Linked DNA regions of Mus musculus: region 2 is linked to region 1. The links are chromatin loops, found by intact Hi-C in ENCODE. Cell type or tissue: heart. All regions are shown on one strand.

Region 1 (8,000 bases):
CTCCCTACAAAGTATTTTTAATAAAAATGGATCTGTGAAGCCGGGCGTGGTGGCACACGCCTTTAATCCCAGTACTCAGAAGGCAGAGGCAGGAGGATTTCTGAGTTCGGGGCCAGCCTGGTCTACAAAGTGAGCTCCAGGACAGCCAGGGCTATACAGAGAAACCCTGTCTCTAAATAAATAAATAAATAAATAAATAAATAAAATGGATCTGTGAGTCTTCCAAAGCACAACAGAATTCTGAAGAAGTAAACAAAATACAGATCTCCTAAATTGGCATTTGGGAAGCACTGACAACTTGGGCTGGGGACGGAGCTTAGAGGACTTGCCTAGCAGGCACAAGGCCCTAGCACTCTATAGCTATTTTGGCTAAGTGGTTTTCCATTAACACTGGATGTCAGAATAACTAGGAAGGATTTAAATATAGGTTGAATATTCCTAACCAGAAAATCCAAAATCCTCCAAAGTCCAAAACTCTTAAGCATCAACATTATGACACAAATCAAAAATTACAGACACACCAGTGTCCAGTGTCGTTCACAGAATGATCCCAGCAATAGGGAGGCAAAAATAGGAAAAGTAGAAGCTTAAGGACAGCCTGGACTACTTAGAAAGGCCTTGTCTCAAACAACAAAAAAATTGTTTCCTCTTCCATCTAGCTGTGAGCAAGCCAGTGCATGCTCCTTCTACCACAGAGTCTTCTTTTCTATAAGACTCCATCTCTTAGAGCATAAGCCAAAACTCCTCCCTTGAGTTGATATGTGTCAGATAATTGGTCACAGCAACAAGAAAAGGAACAGTGGTGGCCCATGCCTTTGACCCCAGCACTCAGGAGGCAGAGAAAGGCTGATCTCTGAGTTGGAAGCCAGTCTGATCTACAGAGTGAGTTCCAGGATAGACAGGACAATATAGAGAAACCCTATCTTGAAGAACCAAAAGAAAAAAAAAAGAGTAACTAACTAATATAAAAATTCCACACTAAGAAGTGAGGCTGTTGTTGCAATATGCTGATCATACTGTTCTGTGGCTCTTAGAACTGGTTTGCAAAAGGAAAATAGCAGAATTTTGAGTTATGGGTTAGAAAAGCCCTAGAATGTTAAGAAGTTAGTGAGCAATACATTGATGCCAAAATGCTGATAACAGTATAAGCAGTAGACTCTATGCTCATTAAGTTTCAGAGAACAAGGACTCTATAGGCAACCAAACTAGAGCCCATTCGAATGACACCCTGACAAAGAACATGGCTGCATTCTGCCTGTGATTTGGTATTTTTAGTGAAACTATATTCAAAATAATCGACTATAAGGGAATTTATTCTCCAAGGCATTTCACTTCAACTAAAAATGTCAATTTAATTTTTATTTCAATTTTCTGAATGCAAGCTGGGAATGGTGGGCAGCAGTCAGTAAGCTGAGGCAGGAGGATGGAGAGTTGCTTATCCTGAGCTACCTGGCAGTATCCCCTCTCAAAACACAAAAGGTAAAAAACAAAATAAATAAATAAATAAAATTAATAAATAAATAAATCCAAATGTCAGTTATCTTCTGGCAATTAGCATCTTTGGTAACATTACTATATACTTGCTAATGATTTTTTTCTTATTTTTTTCAGCACTAATGTTCAAACCCAACTTCATGCATACTAAACAAACACACTCAGCAAGTCTCACTGAAGGATCTTCAAAAGCAGGCCATGTTTACTTCAATTAGTTACATTAAGTCAGACTGTTTTTAAACCTATGTCAGATTCAGTCTATCATAATCAGGTAGCTGTCTCATCAATTTCTTCAAAAAAGGCACCTACTGTATAAAGAAGATGCTGTGCTTGGATTAATTCAGACTATGCTAAATGATAATACTAAAGTCTGAGTCAAACCAGAATAAGCCTCAGATATAACCACCACAAAATGACAGGAGCTGTATTACTATATTGCAATTCTATAGTAACTGTAGCAGTTACTAATTTTCTCAATGAATACAGGAATTAGCTTCTTTCCTATCTATGCTAACCTATAAATACGTTCTGCAAATGTATACTTAACCTCTGCAATACAGATGTTCTACCTGTATTCTTTTTCCATTAAGAACCTAACCAATCTTTGTATTTTAATTATATCACAAAACTATTTTTAGTGATAACTCTTTTTCAGAGGTAACTCTAGAAGTCAATTAATAAGCACGTTGATCAGTTAGTGGCAGAGACATAACTGTATGTTGGTGGCTAAGAAGTCTCATAATTGCAGCATTTAATACCTACTGTTCTATTTAATGCCTACTGACTCAGAGCAGTGAGCTCTCCAAATGCCACTAGCTAATACAAGTTTGTCAGGATTTAAAGTCAGAGCTAGAGAATCCACTCGATCACTGCACTGGATTCTCATACATAAACAAAGAGATCTGAAATGAAGGTTCTTTAACTCAAAGGAACATAGTGAAGACAAAGTATCGTGATTTGGGGAAAAAAAATCTTTCCCCTCTTTAAACTGACTACTAAAGAATAACTGCTCTTACAAAACATTAGAGATCAGCAATGATCTTCCTTAGGCATGCAGAGGTTTTCAACCCTATCAAGAACTCAAGTATCAAAACTGAAACATACAATGAGCCGATGGGAGAACTGGGGACAAAAGAGAGATCCTGTATCTTTGGGAGAGATCGTGTTTGCATCACGTGCCCAAGGACCAGTCAAGCTGGAATTTTAAAAAAAAAAAAAAAAAAAAATGATGCAGCCCAAAGAGGGCTTTGCACTTGGACCCGACCCACAGCCATCCAGAGTCTCAGCTGTGCTGCTCAGGACCCGTGAGTCCAACATTAAACATCTCCAGCCCGGAACGTCACAGACCCCAGATCTTAACCCCTATCTTCCCACGAGTACCGGGAAACCCTAACATTCAAAGTTCACAATCTCAATAAGGCAGCTCCCTTCCGAACTCGGTGGCGACCGCGCCCTGGGACCCTCTACTCACAGGCTGGAGATGTCGGAGGGCAGCGGGCCCGACAGTGCCCTCCAGCTGGGCGCGGGCAGCTTCCTGCGACTGCAGTCCAGCAGAGGAAGACGGCAGGCGCAGGGCGCCGGGCACAGGCCGGCTCGGGCAGCGGGCAGCAGCCGCAGCGCCTGCGCAAGGATGAGCAACCGTGCGAGGGGTCCCAACCCACAGCCCAGGCGCCGCTGCTCCCAGATGCCGCGGGGCGCGGCCGCCATCTTCCCCTGGCCGGGACCCGCTCGAGAACAGCAGCTAGCTCAGAGAGTCGGCTGAGGAGAGATGCCCGGAGGCTAAACCGCCACCCGGAGCCCGGGCTGTCACTTGTCCCCTCTCAGAGCGGGCGAGAGGAGGAAACGACGCTACCGCAGGGGAGGGGGCGGCGGTCGGGGGCGTAGAGCTGAAACCCTGACAGACACCGCTCGTCCGCCCCGCCCCGCGACGCAACGTACTCACGCTCAGCAGCCAGCCAATCGGAGCCCCGGGATGAGGTTGCGTCGGAAATTGGGTTCTGAGAGAGGCGAGGCCTACGATTGCCCCGCCCCCTAGGAGGCGAGCATTACAGCGGCCCTTTCTCCTTTTCCGAGCTGCTTCTGCAGTTCTGCAGCTATTCCTCCGCTTGTGGGCGCACTAGGGCCTTGAAATAGAATGGAAAAAGCGAAACCCGAAACGCCAAATCCTCACTGCGGTTGATCTGCAGTAGTAGTGAAAAAAGACCTATTCTGTAGGCTCCTGCAGAAGGGAATGGCACAAGGGCTGCATGCCAAGCAGCAGCTGCAAATAAGTGCGCGATCTAAACCTAACTTCGACCACATCAGTCTCCGGAGCCCAACCAGGGCGGCCTCTGCGGCCGAACTCCCTGCCCTGAAAAAATGTGGCAGTTGGTTCTCCCGGAGCATGGCACGCTGTCACTGTGAAAGGACTTCAAGTTCCCATTGGCAGAGGCGCTATTTAGTCAGTACACCTCCGGCTTCTACAGTAGCCTGGAGTTCAATAATTGTCTCTAAAGAAAATTCTTTCCTCGATTTGGGAAAATATTGTTTCATCTTCAGAAGAACAAGTGGGACAAATAGATAAAACGTTGGTTTGAGGATGTGGGTTTTCTGGTTTCTGTTTGAGGTTTTTGAGCAATCAACAAAGTTAAGAAGACTGGAAGGAAATTATCCTGAAGTAAAAAGACTTACTGGGAACAGCGGAATCTAGCTACCTTGTGATCTCTCCGCTGTGTGTTACCTACAAAATGAGTAAAAATGAAAATATCAGTAATGGTTCACTGACATATAGTGTCTATACTTTTCAAAGACTTTGCAAGCCAGGTGTGGACCAGCACGCCTGCAGTCTGAGCACTCCTTGGGAATTTGAGGCAGGAGAACCCAAGTCCCAGTTCAGCCTCATCTGCATAGTATGCTTTGTATGAAAGAAGAGGAGAAACGAAAAACAGGGTGGGTAAGATGCTTCATCAATAATAGCTTTGCCACCAAGTGTATCAACCTAAGTTGAATTCGCAGACCCCACATGGTAGAATGAGACAACTGACTCCTGCAAGTCCCTGTCCTCTGATCACCATATGCACCCTGTGGCACTTACACACACACACACACACACACACACACACACACACACACACACACCATTTCCATCCATGTCATGCCTTTGGGTTAAAATTACTTTTCTGACTGTCCTCGTGTGCTTGTCTACTGCAGAGGACTTTTAGAAAGGTGTCTCCTTCAGCTTCTTCTCCCTTCTTCTCCCAGTAAACATGACCATGAAAACTAACAGCAACTACTATTTATTACCATTGAAGCAAAATGTGAAGCCAGAAAAGTGATAGAGATATTGGACTTCATCAAAAATGTACACTTCGGGGACAGCAGAGATGGCTTAGCTGTTCAGTAAACACACAATGCTCCTGCAGAGGACCAGGGTTCAGTTCCCAGCACACACACACTGGACAGCATGAAGTCCAGCTTCGAGGATTCTAACGCCCTCTTCTGGCCTCCAAGGGCTTTCTGGAAGAGGAACAAGAGCTTAGCCATCTCTCCAGCCCCTGATTTTTTTTTTTCAGTGTGTGTGAGTGTTTTGCTAACATAAGTTATCTGTGTACCACATGTATGTAGTCCCTGAGGAGGCCAGAAGAAGGCAAGGGATCCTCTGAGACTAGAGTCACAGAAGGCTGTAGGTGCCAGAGATGAAACCTGGGTTTCTGCGGGGGACAGCCAGTGCTCTTAACTGCCTAGCCATCTCTCTACCCAGCCCAACTCCAATTATATTTTTACAGCATAGAGGTCTCAGTCTGTAGTCCAAGGTGGCCTTGAACTCAAGAGCATTCAGTCTCAGCCTCCTGAGTGCTTGGGTCACAAGCAAATTTATTTTAAGATTTATTTATGTATTTATTTATTTATTTTATGTATGTGAGTACATTGTTGCTGTCTTCAGACACACCAGAAGAGGGCATCCGATCCCATTACAGATGGTTGTGAGAATAGAATTACAGGCCATTTGTTGTAAGATATCCTCTGAGTGCTGGGAATTGAACCTGGATCTTCTGGAAAAGCACTCAGTGCTCTTAACTAATAAGCCATCCCTCCAACCACTGGGGTGTGTGTGTGTGTGTGTGTGTGTGTGTGTGTGTGTGTGTGTGTGTGATATTTGGTGGTGTGTGTGTATGCCATGATTTTAGCATAGAGGTCAGAGTAGACATCCTTGTCAAGTAAGTCTCTCCCTTCATCTTTTTGTGGATCCTAGGGACTGAACGCAGGTCATCAGCTTAGAACAACAAGCACCTTTATCTCATGAAAAATCTCCCTGGGCCGAGTATTGACTTTTGCATATGATTAAGAAAAGATCCAGGTATCACATGTCTTTGATCCCAGCACGAGGGAGGCAGAGGCGAGCTGATCTTGAGTTCTAGGTCAGCTTGGTCTGTGGAGTGAGTTCCAGGACAGCCAGGGCTGCACAGAGAAACCCTGACTGGAAACCCACACACAAAAAAGTAAAAAGAAAGAAAAGAAAAAGGATTCAAGTTCTTTTTTTTTCTTCCATGTGACAACCCAGAGAGCTGAGCTTCATTCAGTGAAGGTTCTGCCTTTCATTACTACTCTGAAGTTCTATGTCATAAATCAAGCATCTAATTAAACACCTGATATGTATCAAAAACCAGGTGAACTTTCCATGAAGCAGTACTGTATTTTAAATTACAGTAGCCTTCAAATATATCTCGATAGCTGGCCTAGCCAGTTCTTCTACATTTTTCACTCCAACTCTATCTTTGTTGTGCCATAGTGATTGATGTTTTTCTTAGGATTACACTAAACCTCTGAATCATCCCGACAGAACTTAACATCTTTATAGAAATAAGTCTTTCAGTCTGAAAGCATAATATACTTTTCCCTGTTCAGCTGTTTTGTTTCTTTTAAGATTTCTTCTTCTTTTATTTTATTTTATTTTTTATTTATTTATTTATTTATTTATTTATTTTTGTGAGTACACGGTCAATGTCTTCAGACACACCAGAAGAGGGCATCAGATCCCATTACAGATGGTTGTGAGCCACCAAGTGGTTGCTGGGAATTGAACTCAGGACCCCTGGAAGAGCAGTCAGTGATCTTAACTGCTGAGCCATCTCTCCAGTCCCTTGTTTTTTGTTTTTTGGGTTTTTTTATTACATTTATTGTGAGTGGCCACAGAGTGAAAATCAGAGGACAACTTACAGGGACTGATTCTCTTCTTCCTCCATGTAGGTTCTGGCATTTTCATATGGAATTCCAGGCCAACCAGGCCTACATAATTAGACCCTGTTTTAAAAAAAAAAAAAAAAGTAAATAAAAATAAAACAAGTGAGCATAGTAGCACATGCCTAAAATCCCAGCATTTGGGAGACAGAAGCAGGAATATCAGAAACTCAAGGCCAACCTTCAATATATAGCCAGTTTGAGTGAACTCCAATGCTACATGAGAGCCTGGCTAAAACAAAAACGAAATAGCAAAAAACCTGACCTTGTTGATACACACTTATAATCCCTGTACTCAGGGGGCCTCAGCAGGATTGTTGCAGCTATAGACAGTGAGTTCCAGGCCAGCCTTAGAAATTAACACATATGGAGAGCTTGTCTCAGTAAACAAAAATCAAACCAAAAACTAAAAATGAAACAGGACTCAGGCCTGGTGGCTCTGTCCCAGCTAGTGAAATCCTAGCACTCAGGAGGCTGGGACAAAAGAACCACAAGTTCGAGGCCAACCTGGACGACAGAGTGAGTTTAAAGCTAACCTGGGCATTAACTGGGCTTTTATTTCTGTCTCAAAATAAAAAATAAAAATGAGCTGGGTATGTAACTAAGTGCTAAGGAATTGTCCCTTGCCTAGAATGTGCAAGGCCTTAGGTTCAATTACCAATAGTATAAAAGTAAAAAAACCAAAGGACTTACCCTTCCAGTAAATAAGACTCATAACTAGACCTTAGCTAGTAAGAAAGGAAGGAAGAAGTTTGTGGGTAAACATATAGTCAGACAAGGGGTACAGAATTAAAGTCTGTATAAAGTCGATACCAGAAATGTATGGCCAAAGATCACATTACCAAGCAACTGATCACACACCCTAAGAGCTGGAGTGTAGCTAGAGAGTGGTAAAGTAGTTGTCTAGCATACATGAGGTCCTGGTATGTATGTGTGCATGTGTAATGTGTATGTGCACACTGGAACTACATATATAATATATGTTTATATATATATGTGTGTGTGTGTATATGTATATATATATATATATATATATATATATATAAGCAAAATTAGACTCTACTCACACTGTAATGAAAACAAAATTCTGATAAAGGCCTAAATGAGAGAAGCAAAACTTTTAGAGGAAAAATGTTGAGAATTTCCTTGTGTGTAGGTAGCGAAGGTGGAACAAAGACTACTTCCTGTCCCTATGAGCCACTCTCCCATTCTTCAGTAATAAGTACCCTGGGCACCCTTCGCAAGCTCCTCTGTTTTGTTTTTGGTTCTGGTTTTGATTTGTTGTTGTT
Region 2 (8,000 bases), 130 kb after region 1:
GGGCTAGGTCCTCTGATTCCAATTATACTCAACTCACAACATTAAGTCCCTATCTGCCCCAAGCCAGGTTGTGTAGGGTCTGAGTCTTCAAAAAACGTTAATAGCTCTTTCTAAAAACAAAATTACAACATAACATATAGCAATAATATAATCCTGCTCAGTGCCTTGGAAGTAGGTGCTAATGGGTACCCTTTAGGGTTTTAGATTAAGTTTTATGTTAGAAATTTTTCTATTTATTCTCTCATGCTGTCATATAAATGCGCTTTTGACCATATTCCTCCTCCATTAGTCTCTCTTCTTTCTTACTCTTTTGGTGTTTACTTTTCAGATGTAAAAGGCAAAATATTGCTCATAAGCAGCACTTGGTGGATTTCAAACTGGATCCTACTAACATGCTGAACTCTTCATACTGAAAGGAGGCAGAGGGGAGCGGACAGAACACAGGGCCTCTTTGGTTTTTTGTTTTGTTTTGGTTTGGTTTTTGGAGACAGGGTTTCTCTGTATGGCCTTGGCTATCCTGGAACTTGCACTGTAAGCCAGGCTGGCCTTGAACTCACAGAGATCTCACTGCCTAAAAGTGTTTCTTACATGAATAAAACCTAAGTGAAATAAGAACAAAATGGTCTGAAGCTACAGCTGAGTAGCAGAGCACTTACCAAAGCGCTGGGGTGGGGGATGGGGTCTAAAGTAAATCTTTTTAAATTTTTATTTTAATTTTTTAAAAATTTTAAAAGGTTTATTTTTATTTATTTTATGTATATATGAGTACACTATAGCTGTCTTCAGACACACCAGAAGAGGGCATCGGATCCCATTACAGATGGTTGTGAGCCACCATGTGGTTTCTGGGAATTGAACTCAGTACCTCTGGAAGAGCAGTCAGTGCTCTTAACCACTGAGCCATCTCACCAGCCCTGAAGTAAATCTTAATTGTATAACTGTATTACCATAGCAATCCTATAAGGTAGGCCAGGAACTAGATCTTACCTTTCTTGCACAGAGTGGAGAATGAGGCTTAACTTGCCTAAGGGCACAATATAAGTTGTCAAGTATCAAAGATGGAACTCTGGAGACCTGGCTCCCAGATTTCTATTGTGAATGTATCAGTTTCCCACTCCATCCTGTACTGCCTACCCTGAAATCAGGCTCATTCCTGCCATCTTAGTGTGGGGAGGGAGAGAGTGTCACAAGTTTATGAGCATTTCACATACACAGACAGGTAAGGTTTTGAGGTCAACAAACAAAACCATCCAGAAACTTCCCACCTCTCTAGTTCACCTTTTCAAACCATCTCCCTGAACAGTTACCACAATAACACTTCGAGTACCCCCACTTCCGTTTTTTGTGGTGCTGAAGGTCTAAACAGGGGCCAGACTCCTGCAAGCTAAATGTTGTACCACTGAATGTCTTATCCTAACAACCCTAAACCACTACTGTTTTAAGTTCCAACCACCCTAAAGACCTGAAGAGCTTTTCCCTTCTATGTATTTATCAGATGTAAAAGACAAAATATTGCTCATAAGCAGCACTTGGTGGATTTCAAACTGGATCCTACTAAGAGTTCCTAGTATGAACTCTTCATACTGAAAGGAGGCAGAGGGGAGCTGAAGGCACACAGGGCCTCTTTGGTTTTTTGTTTTGTTTTTCGAGACAGGGTTTCTCTGTATAGCCCTGGCTGTCCTGGAACTCACTTTGCAGACCAGGCTGGCCTCGAACTCAGAAATCTGCCTGCCTCTGCCTCCTGAGTGCTGGGGCACACAGGGCCTCTTTTCAATCTCTGGTTCTTCATCCACAAAACTAAGTAGAGGGCCTATTTCGGAGGATTAGGAAAACCAGTGTAGGTAGGGAGAGGTCGAAGAGCAAATGGCGGGGAGGGCAGGATCTTGGTATGCAGTAAGAGCCTTGGAAGCCAGAAGGCCTGACTTTAAAAAATATTCTCACTGGGTGTGATGGAGCACATGCCTTTAATAGCAGCACTGAAGCAAAACCAGGCGGATCTCTTGAGTTTGAGGCCAGTCTAATCAACGTTACAAGTTTCAGGCCAGCCAAGAGAATACATAATAAGGCCATGTCTCAAAACACAAAATTAAACAAATAATCTTAGCGGTAGGGAGACAGAGGCGGGTTGATTTTTTTTTTTTTTTCATGTTTGCTCTCTTAGTTCGAAGCCAGCCTGATCTACATGATGAGTTCCAGGCCAGGTGGAGCTATACACACACACGAGGCTATCTCAAAAAAAAAAAAAAAAAAAAAAAAAAAAAACAAGAAATCAAAAACAACCAACCAAATACCCATCTCGTAATAATAAAAATATCAAGGGTCCTGGCCATCAAGAGTACTCACTAGTTTACCACTTCAAGACACTTTGGAATCTGGGCTTGGTGAAGAACCGAAAATGGCTCTTGTGACACCAGGCTCTGTGGCTTTGACTTTAAATGTTGGCGACTTCCTAGCCTGGTGACTTCTGCCAGTTAACCTCGTGAAGCCCGGGGTTCCTTAGTTACAAGATCTTCTTGGCACCTAATACGGTTGTGAAGATCATACAAGATAATTCTGGTACAGTGCTTACTTAGCATGCAACTGTCCTAATCCCACTAGCCATAATCCCGACCCGTCCCCCAAATCCAGTGTTCATAAACTTCTGGCCTAAGAGCATGCTCATATCAGCGTTTCCAACGTACACACTCTCTGCCCCGGGGCCAGTTTCTCCTGACCGGCTTGTCCTTAAACTAAGCGTTCATCAAATGCCACAGGTCAGGCTCTGTGACGAGATACTTGCGTAAAATCGCACATTAAACTTCCTAACGCCTCCATAGTGGCTGATGTAGCGCAAGGAAACAGGCCCGGAGGGTTCCAGCAACTTCCCAGGGTCCCCGAGCCCGGGTTCCAGGCCCACATCGGAGTCTACCAGTGTCCGTCCATTCAAAATGCTGTTCAGTCCCCGGACTCCGACGGTCCATCGCCTTCGCCCTCTGCACCTCAGGGTCCGCCCTCAGGGCAGTTTTTTTTTCCCCTTTTCTCCTCCAGAGCCTGAGGGGTGAGGCCCACGATGGCGTCCCCGGCACGCGCCAAAAGAAGCTACCCCCTCAGAGCGCTGATAAGGATGTGCGGGGTCTCCGGGCCGCGGCGCCGGGTCACGTGGCGGGAAGGGGGGCGCCGGCGCGCGCGCCCGAGCGAGCGAGCGGGCACGCGCAGCCCGCAGCGTGTGGAGGCGCGAGATGCCGAGCTGGGAGTATGTATGGCAGGGAGGGGGCGGCGGCCGGGAAGGCCGACTCCACCCCCTGTGCGCATGCTCCGGCCCCCGCGGGTTATAAGGCAGCCGCGCCTGCCCCGCCAGACAAAGTGGCGAGCTGCGACGTGACTGGTCGGTCGTGTAGGTGCAGCAGCCAAGGAGCCCGGCGGCGGGCAGGGGACACGAGCGGGACCCCCCCGGCTCCGAGGAACTGCGGCCCGCGCCGCCGCGTCACGCATACTCCGGGCGCCGCGAGACACACATAACGGTTAGTCCGGGCTGAGCGGGCAGCGCGCGGCACGGAATCCGCGGTGCCCTTGGTGCCCCGGTGGGGTCGCGGAGCCCCGCGGGCACGCGGGGACTTTCCTCCCTGGGGCAAGGGTCGGGGCGAGCGACGCGGCATCCTGGGCGCGCGGAGCCGCGTGGCCCGGAACGTGGCGTGGGTGAAGGGGACCTTGAGGCGCTGGGCACAGCGTCTCTCCCGGCCGAGCTGCGGGCCCGTGGTCAGGTGGCGGCCGCCGGGCTGCGGGAGTCGGGTCATGGTGCCCGGTGACCTTGGGGGAGACGCTTCCAGCGCTGCCTACTCTAGGCGCCTGGAGAGATGCTTAGGTCGGGAAGAGGGACGACCTGAGGCCGCTTCACGTGGTGCACTCCTGCCGCCTTCTGCTGGGGCGGGAGTTACTTAGGACTCGTGGCATACCCGCCCAGCCTCCCCGGTCTGCCAATCGGTGTCCCACCAGGTGACTTGCTAGAGTGGTGTGAGGAATGTGAGGAGCTGCATTGCGGACCGCCGGTACAAGACTACGGGGTTCGAGTGAACTTTGAGGAAGGGGCTCTTTATGGTCCAACCTGTGGCTTCGGCGCGTCTGCCGCGGGCACGGGGTCCCAAGGCATCCCTGTGGAGCAGATTTAAACGTCCTTATATTTGGTCAGAGCACACTTTCTGGGCCAAGTACATCCCTTTGCCGAGTACATTTTAGCTTTTCTTTATGATGGCGTTTTTGGTGCAACCAGCAGTTACGAAAACTAGCGTCTGATCACTCAACCAGGAAACGCACGTGTTACTACTTCAGTCTTTTCCCGTTTTCCAGTGGCTCATTATAAACTGGCGGGCTACTGCTAGTAGTTACACAGTGACAAACTACTTTTGTTTTTTTTTACCCATAACTAATTTTGAAATCTTAAGGCGTCATTCCGCTTAGGCTCGGGGTGTGTTGCTCAGTGGCATGAGTACCTACCTGCCTGGCCTACCATGCCTGAGGCTCCAAAGTTTGATCGTCGGCATTGAAAAAAAATTACTTTGGTTTTAAATGAGTATATGCTGATGTGTGAGATTAGTAATTGTACGAGAGTTTGGGAAAGGGTGGATGGGAATTAAATCAAGCAGGGTGGGTTTTTGTTCTCGTGTTTTGCTTGTTTTTCTCAGCTGAATAAGAGACTCTTGAATTTATTTATTCATCATTCATTTATTTTAATTAAGTGGTAAATGGTGCTTCTAAGTCCAAGTCTTCGGGGATGTGTATGTGTGTGTGTGTGTGTGTGTGTGTGAGAGAGAGAGAGAGAGAGAGAGAGAGAGAGAGAGAGAGGAAAAAAGGAGAAGGAAGTGGTCAGTCCATCGCCTTAACCTTTCGGAAATTAAATCCAAGGTGTACAGGCAGGAGGTATAGGCTTTACATAGTGAGACCCTTCTCAAAAAAAAAAAAAAAAAAGTAAAAATGACTAAATTTTACAACTTTGCTTTCCAAGTATCATAAGAAATGACCAATAATTCAAGACTTTAGATGGGGGGGGGGGGTCGACACAGAGCTTCTCTGTGTATCCCTGGCTGTCCTGGAACTCTGTTGACCAGGTTGGCCTTGAGCGCAGAAGAGATCTGCTTCTGCTTCCCCAGTGCTGGAATTAAAAGCGTCTGCTACCATGCCCAGTCCTAGAATAAATGTTTAATTAAGTGTATTTCAGTCATTTCATTGTGGGTTTAAGTAGATGCTGTTGGTTTATCAGATTGTGACCTTGTTAAATATGAAAGTTCTTAGTTTGAGGAGCATTTTGAGAGTTTTAAAGCTTTAGCTGTACGATTTACATAATCCTAAACAGATTAAGGGGGGCAGGGTGGGGGATAAGGTGGTGTAAACTTGGATACCTATAAACTCTGACAAAAAATAGTGTTAGATTAGTATTTTCCCAACTTCTTGAAACTTTCATTCCCACTGTGCCTCAGGAACTTCCTATTATGCATTTCATGCAAGGTCTGGGTCCCCGTATAATGCCTACTTGACTTTTTTTATTTCCCATACTAGGGAATATGGACTAGGAATATGGAACTTGAACACAAAACTGAAAATTGTGGATAGAGAAGTTAAGATTCAGCAGAAAAGAAGATTCTAGTATTTACCCTTGGTTTGTAGTCTAGCTGGAAAGCAGAGGTAGTTGAGTACTCTTAGCAAACAGTTTAGGGGAAAGTAAGGTTACCATGGGAACAAACACTGTTTTGTATAGGTGTGAGAAAATGCTCAATTTAAGGAAACACTAGATATGCCTGCATCTCTGAGGAAATACTACTTAATCTGCAGTTTGATAAAGGGGTGGGAGCTAGTTTGGCATAGGTGGTGATAGGTTGAAAGGGCATTTTTGAAGCTGAAAGAATTTCATCAAAAACTAAAACATAGAAAGGTCAAAAATAATAAGAGGGACTAGAAATGTCAGCCAGTGGAGTGCCTTCAGTCATTGTAAGGCCACAGGAAGAGACTGAACAGTTAAAAGAACTTAGTGTGGCTGGGCAGATTTGCATTTTAGTATCATTCTGGGGATAGCTGGTTAGAGGGGTTTTAGAGTGGGACCATATGTGAATGAATACCTAGGGGAATCCTTGAGAAAAGGAAGGAAGCAGGTTTTGGGTAGGGGACTAGTTAGGTGTTGGAGATAAGAAACGGGTGAAGTTAAGAATGTGGTTCAAGTTGCTAGCTGGAGCAAATATAAATTTTTTTATCTTCATTTTAACCAATGGGAATCCTGAGGTACTGTGACTACACCAGAACTGCCCAATGTATAAAACTCATAGATTAAATTCAAAGCCATTTCTGCCCTCTTGTCTGTTTTCATTGGTGAAACTGAAATTATTTTGTTTCCTCTTTACCTTCTCTACTTTAAGTATGGAAAATGCTAATTAGCAGGCGGTTGAGTCACTCCTGTGTCATCGCTATCCCTTCCTACTTTCCTTGTGAAGCAAATCCTAGATGAAAGAATAATAACTTTACTAACTTAGTTATATCCATAGCTATCTGAAAGATAGGAGTCACATTGTCCTGCTTTTAAAAATTAACATCACCAGATATCTGTCCGTATTCAGATTTTCCCAAGTTATATATATATCTATGTATTAGTTTAGGTTTTTTAGTAATTGGTTCTCTTGATCAAGGATACAAACAAGGTCATATGTTTGTCTGAAATCTATAGGTTTCTCGTCTAATTTATTTGGAAGAGATAGGCCCTTTTTCTTCCTCTTCCTTCTTGTCTTCTGTGCTTGGGATTCTGAGTTGGTCCTCCTGGCATAGTTTTAACATGTTCTAATTAGTATATCTCCTGCCCTTTGTGTTTCCTCACATTGGAAGCTCACTTGAAGACCAAGCACTGCAGTCAGGTTTTTATCTCTGAGAAAAGGTTTAGGAGGGGAGATCGAGTATCTTTCATGTTTGCTATTTCTACTTGAAGACATGTGATGGTTTTCTTTCTGCTGTATTCACAACCTACTCTTGGTTTGAAAAGGCAGTAATTTGATTGCACTTTAGTTTTTTACCAGCTTTCTATGTGCATGTTTGCATCTGAGACCCTCTCAGATAGCCTAGGCTGGCCTCACACTTGCCGTGGACCAGAATGGCTTGGTTTGAACTCATGATCCTCCTGTCTCCACTTTCCAAGTGTTAGTAAGACCACAGGCATGAGCCACCGTGCCAACTGTAATCCTATTTTTATTTAATATGATATATGAACTCTTATATGAGTTCCAAGGATTGAACTCAGGTCATCAGATGCCCTTCAAGTTCTTGGGGGGGGGAGGGGTGTTTTTAAGCAGTGGAGCCTTGATCTACCTTTTCCAGTTACCTCTGAGGCATTTAAGTTTAATCTAATACTTATTCTGTTTTCTACTTCTTCACCCTGGAACCCTAATCTTGTGATTCCACTGTTCTTCCAGGTAGCCATGCTTAAATACTCTTACATCGTCTTAGTACTTCCCCTGGTAGACCTACTTCTCCTACGCACAGGTAGCTTCCACATCATCTTTGCCTCTCTGACTCTCTTCCATTACTATTAGTGTTACCCAGTTTAGATTGTTTTGTGATTAATTCAGTGGTATTATTATTGTTGTCAGAGAGAATCTCATGTGGCCTAAGCTGGATCCAAATAACCTATGTATCTGAAAGATTGTCTAAGTCACCATACCTGGTTTGTGTGCTCCTAAGGACAAACCTAGAGCCACCATATGTGCTAGGCAAGTATTCTGACTAAGCTACAGCCTTTGACTTCTGTGATTGTATCATCTTCCTTCTACACCGCTCTAACAGTTTCTGGTCATCTCCCTAATCAAAACCACTCAAGAGGTGGGGGCCGGTAGATCTGTGAGTTTGAGGCCAGCATGTTCTTCATACCGAGTTCAAGGACAACCAGGCCTACATAATTACAATCTTTTAAATTCTGTGTGTTCTTTAATTTGTCTTAACCACGTGGCATTTTCTTCCCTCTGCTTTAATTTTTTTTTCTTTTGGTGGAGTGG

What was found. A loop is a pair of places that touch in the nucleus more often than their neighbours do. Peaks named below come from ENCODE experiments on the same cell type or tissue, not always from the same donor. Only the 100,000 strongest peaks of a DNase experiment are listed, where the experiment ranks them.
Region 2: it touches region 1 in a loop (4-fold over the local background); 8 of 42 quality-filtered maps call a loop at or near these places.

Annotation. Positions count from the first base shown.
Region 1 is chr3:104,508,491-104,516,490 of GRCm38, forward strand. It overlaps Lrig2 (leucine-rich repeats and immunoglobulin-like domains 2), which reads right to left and starts at 3,428. Exons shown (of 18, transcript NM_001025067.2): 1 at 2,966-3,428. The coding sequence starts at 3,201. In heart, CTCF peaks have their summits at 3,596 and 5,379 (motif pointing right); a DNase peak (open chromatin) is centred at 3,551; H3K4me3 peaks cover 2,666 bases; H3K27ac peaks cover 1,956 bases.
Region 2 is chr3:104,635,329-104,643,328 of GRCm38, forward strand. It overlaps Slc16a1 (solute carrier family 16 (monocarboxylic acid transporters), member 1), which reads left to right and starts at 3,336. Exons shown (of 5, transcript NM_009196.4): 1 at 3,336-3,500. In heart, no CTCF peak of the experiment used is centred here; DNase peaks (open chromatin) are centred at 3,323 and 3,893; H3K4me3 peaks cover 4,219 bases; H3K27ac peaks cover 3,278 bases.